2 separate regions of the Homo sapiens genome follow, and region 1 is linked to region 2. A link is a loop called in an ENCODE intact Hi-C map of the cell type or tissue named here. Cell type or tissue: psoas muscle. All regions are shown on one strand.

Region 1 (4,000 bases), 55 kb before region 2:
TATCTTTTGCTTCTAAAAGGTCTCCTTAGAATAGACTCTTTTTTTTTTTTTTTTTTTAATGTTTTTGAGACAGAGTCTCACTCTGTCTCGCAGGCTGGAGTGCAGTGACCCACACGATCTCGGCTCACTGCAACCTCTGCCTCCCAGGCTCAAGCGATTCCACTGCCTCAGCCTCCCAAGTAGCTGGGACTACAGGCGCCTGCTACCATGCCCAGCTAATTTTTGTATTTTTAGGAGAGACAGGGTTTCACCATGTTGGCCAGGCTGGTCTCGAACTCCTGACCTCAAGTGTTCCACCTGCCTTGGCCTCCCAAAGTGCTAGGATTACAGGCGTGAGTCACCGCACCCATCCCGAATAGACTTTTGTAGTCCCTTAAGTTAACCTGTATGAAGTTATCCTCTACTGACAACATTCTTTAAAATTTCAAGTCATCAGGATGACCAAACTGAGAACCTCTTTTCCGTTTTTCTTAGATCTCAGGCCCCAATGTTTAGACCGGACACAACTCACCTCCATCCACAGCACCGTCGACTCTTGCATCAGAGACAGCAACAGAATAGAAGGTAAGTACTCATCCGATTCCTTTATGGCTTCTTAATTCAGCTTTTAATTTTAACAGTGTAACAACATGCTATTTAGTTGTTTTGTTTTTTTTAGTAAGTTTACTTCATATCCATAAACCTGGATGTATTATCAACATGTAAATATGAAAAGCATAATATTGAGTAAAGAAGCAAGGAACAGAATTATATGTACCATTTATGTAAAACTAAAAGGCACACGGAATAATACTGTGTAATATTTAAAGACAGACACACAAGTAATAAACGTAGAAAAACATTTCAGGGAGGATACATCCATACCAAGGGCATAATAGTGGTTCCTCTATGAAGGAAGAGAAGCTGGAAACTGGGTCTAGAGGGGTACAACAGGGCCTCTGTCAGTGTAGCACTGTGTTATTTTAATATTACTTTAAAATATTTGAAGCAAATTCAACCAAATACATTTTTTTCTATTGGGTCTTGGTGATGGGTAAATGGATATTTATGATAGTATTTGCTGGGCTTTTTCTCTGCATTTGAAATATTTCGTGATTTTTAATGAGTTAAAACAATTTATGTAGACTTCAGAGCTAAATCGCCTGTGTTAAAATCCCTTAGTCCACCACTAGATGTATGGCTTTGGACAAATTACTTGATCTCTCTTGGCATCGATTTGTTGTCTTAAGTGGGGAAGAGAAAACTACCTACCTCACAGAGTTATTCTAGAGCTTATACAAAAGTCCATAGGTGAATATGCTTAGCATATGGTAAGGTACTCAGGTCTTAGTTTTATTTCTTCATTATTTATTACATAGCTCTTTCCTCTTAAATTCTATTAAGACTTAGTTCTTTTTCACTCCCCTTTTAAGAAAAGCAAACGGGAATCTTTAAAAAAAAAAAAAAAAACTGGCCTGGTTTATTCCTCTGTTGTTAAAAAGCGTAATTAATTTGCCCACATGGAATGAATGTGGTGTATGTTTTTCAGTCAGCATCGGAATCTCAATGGTGCGGGAGATAGAGGAAGTCACCGGAGCAGTCATCAAGATCATCTCCGAAAGGATCCATATGCCAATCTCATGTTGCAGCGGGAAAAGGATTGGGTCTCTAAAATCCAGATGATGCAACTGCAAAGCACTGATCCCTACCTGGATGATTTTTATTACCAGGTAAATACTCTGTGCTAGTTTTGAGGATAATAGTTTGGTCCCCTACACTGGTGAGGGTATTCATTTAAATATTGGTACAATTAAATATTTGTAAAATTTTCTTTTGAGGTACTTAGCATCTTGCACTATTCACTATCAGTATATTTCTAGAGCTGAACTTGTGTTACTGTCACTGGCATAAATTATTTGATGGTAAACAACAGTCGTGTTCTGTGCTTGTGTTACAACTGAAATCATCTTCTCGTGGTAGAATTACTTTGAAAAACTGGAGAAACTGTCAGCTGCTGAAGAAATACAAGGTGATGGCCCTAAGAAGGAGCGCACCAAGCTTATCACCCCTCAGGTGGCCAAACTGGAGCACGCCTATAAGCCAGGTAAGGTCCTCATAAGAAAAATGCCCATAATAAAAGAAATTTGAGAAGCTGCTGATGTGATTAAATATAGACAAGTGTATATGTGGAAGGATATGCAAAGATGTTTCAAAGTGATTTTAAAAGTACCATTGTTCTTAATAAATGCAAAAATCAGCCTTTATTCACGTCTGGACTGAACGCTTTGACATGTGCCTTTTTAGGTCCTTTTCTACTTGAGATTTCATGATTTTTTAAATGTGTTATAATTTTCAGTACCCCTAAAATAAATAAGGGGGAAATACTTCAGATTTTTATTGTGATAATTATTGTAACAGAGAGAAAGGATAGATTTTGATAAGGGGTTGCTTTAAATAATACATTGATTTTTTGTCTTTTTTTTTTTTTTTTTTTTTTTTTTTTGAGAAAGAGCCTTACTCTGTTGTCCAGGCTGGAGTGCATTGGTGCCATCTCAGCTCGCTGCAACCTCCACCTCCTGGGCTCAAGCGATTCTCATGTCTCACCCTCCTGAGTAGCTGGGATTACAGGCGTGTGCCACCACATCCAGCTAATTTTTGTATTTTTAGTAGAGACGGGGTTTCGCTATGTTGGCCAGGCTGGTCTCGGACTCCTGGCCTCAAGTGATCTACCCCCCTCGGCCTCCCAAAGTGCTGAGATAACAGGTGTGAGTTACCACACCCGGCCTAAATGATACATTGAGTTTTGCAGTAAGTTATTAGACTATGAGTAAGGGACAGAGGAAAGTAAAAATCTTCTTTGAACACTGCCTGCCTGCATTGCTGACTTTTTATTTTGTTGGAATTTTTTTTTTTTTTGTCTTTGCAGTGCAATTTGAGGGCTCTTTGGGAAAGCTTACCGTTTCTAGTGTGAATAATCCCCGAAAAATGATTGATGCTGTTGTGACATCTCGGAGTGAGGATGATGTAAGTGTCAACACAATTGTCTGTTTAAGAACGTCTGATTTGTGACCACTTCTTTTGGGGTCACCATGGAATGAGATCAGGCATGGTAGAGTTGTTTGTAGTCTAACCCGGGGCCTCCCACCTCGTCATGCATTCTAGTTTTCCACAGATGTGCTGCAGTATTAACACCTTCATTTCTAAGGCAGCCAGGCAGGGACTAGGGTGGCAGGAGTCTTTGGATTGGGTAGCTCTGGCTGCAAACAGCATGTATTTACTCCAGTTTGATGTTAAAAAAATTATCATTTTCTATGTGTTTTAAGATTTTCAGGAAGAGGATCAGAAAGAATAATTATGGGGCACTAGGCTTAGTACCTGGGTGATGAAAGAATTTGTACAACCCCCATGACATAAGTTTACCTATGTAACAAACACATGTACCCTATAACCTGCACGTGTACCATTGAACCTAAAATTAACGTTTAAGAAAAAAAAAAGATTTTCATATTTCATATGATTTCCTTATCCTCTACTAAGGTTGCCCTTTGCCTATCTGTGAATGGAATTTAATAGTTTGTGGATTGATTCAGTCAACTTTGACCTTTGTTCATACTAGGGTTGTTTTAGATTATTAACTTTCAGAGAATCAATTATCTTCTCAAAGTATTGTCACAAATGAACCTACAAATGCGCACTTGGTAAATTATTTTAACAGAGATAAAGAATTTGCATTGAATAGTCTTCTCTTTTTTAGGAGACAAAAGAAAAACAAGTTCGAGACAAGAGGAGAAAAACCCTTGTTATAATTGAGAAAGTAAGTTTAGAATTTGTTGCTGTAGTTAGTTTCAAATACGGAACTGTCAAATGTATGTATATACTAGAACTGAAACAGTGAGCAATCAGTCAATGTTCTTTGGTTTTAATTCATGAATATATTGCTGGTAAGTGACTATTGTGTACCACATAACTTTGGAAAGGATTATGGTATGTTTCACCTATTGGCATCATGGAAAGAACACTG
Region 2 (4,000 bases):
AATTCAGTTGTTAACATCCATGACATTTTATAGGAGCACAATGATACTCTTTCATTTACGTATCATCTGCAGCTGCTTTCATCCTATAACAGCAGTGTTAAGTGGTTGTGACAAAGACCATATGGCCCTCAAAGCCTAAATATTTGCTATCCAGCCCTTTGCAGAAAAAGTTGTCAACCTCTGCCTTAAACAAATGTTGGCTTAACTCATTATGTTCAAGCCCAGAAGTAGGTGGTCCAGGGCTAGTGCCATACTCTATGGTGTCAGAGCCAGGCTTCTTTCTGTCCTGGGGCTCTGCTGCCTTTGGCCTCAGTCCTCAGGCCCAAAGTGGCTGCTCCAGCTTGAGTCATCAGAGCCTTATTCCAGCTAGCCGGAAAATGGAAAAAGAGGAAAGGCTGTACCATTTAAGGGTGCATCCTGGCTGGGTGCGGTGGCTCATGCGTGTAATCCCAGCACTTTGGGAGGCCAAGGCACGTGCATCACTTGAGGTCAGGAGTTCAAGACCAGCCTGGGCAAAATGGTGAAACCCTGTCTCTACTAAAAATACAAAAGTTAAACGGGTGTGGTGGTGCACACCTCTAGTCCCAGATACTCGGGAGGGTGATGCAGGAGAATTGCTTGAACCCAGGAGGCAGAGGTTGCAGTGAGCTGAGATCGCACCACTATACTCCAGCCTGGGTGACAGAGCTAGACTCTGTCTCAAAAAACCAAGAAGATACTTCCTGGAAGTTGCATAAATCACTATCACTTAAATCTGTGTGGCTAAAACTTAGCTATATGGCCACAGTTAGCTGGAGAGAAGGCTAGAAATGAAGACTTCTGTTCTGGATGGCATGGCCTTGTGAAAAATTAAGGGTTCTACCAGTTGTAGAAGAATGGAAGAATGGATGGTGGGGATGGGCGAGTGGCTACAGGTTTTGTCCACAGCCAGCTACTAAGCCTACAAAAATACAGAAGGCATTCTCCCTACCCTCTTGAAGCTATGGACCAATGTGTGGTTTCTGCCTCTTCATAGACTGCGTTCCTTGTGATCAGGGGCTACGTCTTGATGGTGTTTATAACCTTGATGCTTAGCCCTGTGCCTGGCATGTATAAATCATTTAGCAAATGTCGAAGTAATTAACTGGGTCTTGGAAAACAAATAGGTTTATGTACAAATATGTAGAATTTTTGTTAGAGAAGTGTTGGGCTGGGTGCAACGCAACACTTGGGAGACTGAGGCAGGAGGACTGCTTGAGTCCAAGACTTCAAGACCAGTCTGGGCAACGTGGGGAGACCCTGTCTCTAAAATAATAAAAAATTCGGCTGGGCACAGTGGCTCATGCCTGTAATCCTAGCGCTTTGGGAGACCAAGATGGGTGGATTGTCTGAGCTCAGGAGTTCGAGACCAGCCTAGGCAACATGGTGAAACCCTGTCTCTACTAAAATAGAAAAAATTAGTGGGGCATGGTGGCACGAGCCTGTAGCCCCAGCTACTCAGGATGCTGAGGCATGAGAATGGCTTGAACCCTGGAGGCAGAGGTTGTAGTGAGTCGAGATGGTGCCACTACATTCCAGCCTTGACAACAAGCGAGACTGTCTCTCAAAACAAAATAGTAATAAGTTAGCCAGCATGGTTATGTGTGCCTGTAGTCCCAACTACTTGGGAGGCTAAGGTGGGAGGATCACTTGAGACCGGGAGGTTGAGGCTGCAGTGAGCCATGATCTCACCACTGCACTCCAGCCTGGGTGAGAGCAAGACCCTGTCTCAAAAGAAAAAAAGGTTGACCTTCAGATAAGAAAAGGCCATGAGTAGCCTTAGGATAAACCTAAAATAATAATTAGTTTATTGGGGGCTTGAAAAGAAACCCCACTTGTCTGGAGTATTAGGTGCCTTGAAGGGAGTAGTGGGAAAGTGGACTGGAAAGGCATGTCATTGCAGTCTCAGGAATGTAGTTCCTGCTTAGAAACAGCTTCTGGTGCCATGCGCGGTGGCCCACACCTGTAAAAAAATCCCAGCACTTTGGGAGGCTGAGGCAGGCGGATCACTTGAGGTCAGGAGTTCGAGACCAGCCTGGCCAACATCTCTCTAAAAATATAAAAATTAGCCGGGCATGTTGGCGCGCGTCTGTAATCCTAGCTGCTTGGGAGGCTGAGGCAGGAGAATTGCTTGAATCTGGGAGGCGGAGATTGCAGTGAGCCAAGATTGTGCCACTGCACTCCAGCCTGGGCAACAGAGTGAGACTCCATCTCAAAAAAAAGAAAGAAATAGCTTCTGGGTCTAGGTGACTTCTCTGTCCTCCTTTACCATTAGTTCCTTATTGATCTTGCCTTTAAGAATGTACAGTCCTGTACCTGTTTGCCCGCAGATCAAGTCCTCACCCTTCCCCTACTCTAGGCTGTAACACAGGAAAACTAATCCCTCTAGGAAGTGTTTTTTCAGGCTTCCGTGGCTACTGGAGTCTGGCTGGGCTTCACTAATGCAAGATACCAGTAGGAGGTTATAGCCGTGGGAAGTCTCTCCCTCTATGCCCTCTTGAGTGGTGCTCTGGCGCACCTACGTGGCTCTAGTTTTCACTGGAGAGGCCTCCCCTGCCTTGATGTTTTACATTCTCCTGATCCTCCTCTCTTGGACCCCCACCTCTAGGCTGTAGTAATACTGCTGCTTCTCCCCATCTCTCCACCCTACCAATGGTTATGGCTTCCTGTTGCTGCTAATCTCTGGGTTGTCTTTTTTTTTTTTGGGTGCCTAATTTTTCATCAGCTGTATAGCTCCCTGCTTCCTTCTACTTTAAATACTCAGACTCATTTCTTTCCCTGTTTGGCTTTTGAGTAATAAAATGACCATTATAAGAAGCTTGGCACTTTTGGAGAAACTGGTTGTTGATGGGCAAGGCTGTGTGTGTGTGAAAAGCAGTGATAGCAATGTGCTGATTCTAGTCCCATGCACTGCTGGTATGTCTAGTACCACCAGTGGAGTACACTGCCTGTCCCCAGTTTTCCTCAAAATGTATGGAAATGTTACTTCGTATTGTCTAAATTCTGCCACGGACAGATTTTATTGGGTGTAGTTAATAAGTGCCCTCTTTAAAAAGAATCGAGGATTATGGCTTTTGCAGCGCGCCACCCCTCAGTGTGCATTTGTGTCATCATACTGCTTGTCTTTCAGTGTAGGGAAGAGGGCTCTGGGGTATGGCACACTGTTTTGGTGGGTCCTATTTCTCAAAGGATGAGTGTTGTTGGCTCTGTGGCTCTGTGTTCACTGGAAAATGTTCACAGAGAAACATTTGGGATATTTCTCAGAGAAAAAGCAGGCTCTAGTTTATGAATTTTATTTATTTATTTATTTATTTATTTATTTATTTATTTATTTATTTATTTATTTTTAGACAGAGTCTCGCTCTGTTGCCCAGGCTGGAGTGCAGTGGCATGATCTTGGCTCACTGCAACTTCTGCTTCCTGGGCTCAAGCCATCATCCCACCTCAGCCTCCCAAGTAACTGAGACTACAGGTGCACGCCACCACACCGTGCTAATTTTTGTGTTTTTTTTTTATAGAGATGGTGTTTTGCCATGTTTCCCAGGCTGGTCTCAAACTGCTGAGCACAAGCAATCCGCTTGCCTCAGCCTCTCAAAGTGCTAGGATTGTAAGCATGAGCCACCACACGTGGCCAAGTTTATTACTTTTAAAAATGTATGAATGTATAGAAACAAACTGAAAATGTTAATAGTGGTGATCTCATTTCAAGAAAATTTTTTCCTTGATACTTTGTTTTCAAAGTTTTTTACAGTTAAAAATTATACGATATTAATTTCATGATTGAGCGGGCGGTGGGGGGATAGCAAATATTAGGGTAATATGTAGCTCAGAGATTGGTGGGTAGAAGGGTGAACAAAAATGCCAAAAGAGATGGAACATCAGAAAGAAAAGTGTTGTGTTTTTTTTGTTTGTTTAAGTAAAGCGTTGCTTAAGGCCAGAACCATTCACTAAAAGGGAATTTTTTCTTTCTTCTTTTGTTCTC

Evidence for each region. Hi-C counts contacts between places; a loop is a spot of excess contacts. Peaks named below come from ENCODE experiments on the same cell type or tissue, not always from the same donor. Only the 100,000 strongest peaks of a DNase experiment are listed, where the experiment ranks them.
Region 1: it touches region 2 in a loop (3-fold over the local background); 28 of 110 quality-filtered maps call a loop at or near these places.

What each region holds. Positions count from the first base shown.
Region 1 is chr11:59,650,547-59,654,546 of GRCh38, reverse strand. It overlaps PATL1 (PAT1 homolog 1, processing body mRNA decay factor), which reads left to right. Exons shown (of 19, transcript NM_152716.3): 9 at 475-564; 10 at 1,529-1,709; 11 at 1,960-2,083; 12 at 2,906-3,003; 13 at 3,734-3,793. Among named protein-coding and RNA genes, the nearest start is that of PATL1, 16 kb to the left of the region's middle. In psoas muscle, no CTCF peak of the experiment used is centred here; no DNase peak of the experiment used is centred here; H3K27ac peaks cover 418 bases.
Region 2 is chr11:59,595,309-59,599,308 of GRCh38, reverse strand. All of the region lies in intron 7 of OSBP (oxysterol binding protein), which reads left to right. Among named protein-coding and RNA genes, the nearest start is that of MIR3162, 2.2 kb to the right of the region's middle. In psoas muscle, no CTCF peak of the experiment used is centred here; no DNase peak of the experiment used is centred here; H3K27ac peaks cover 562 bases.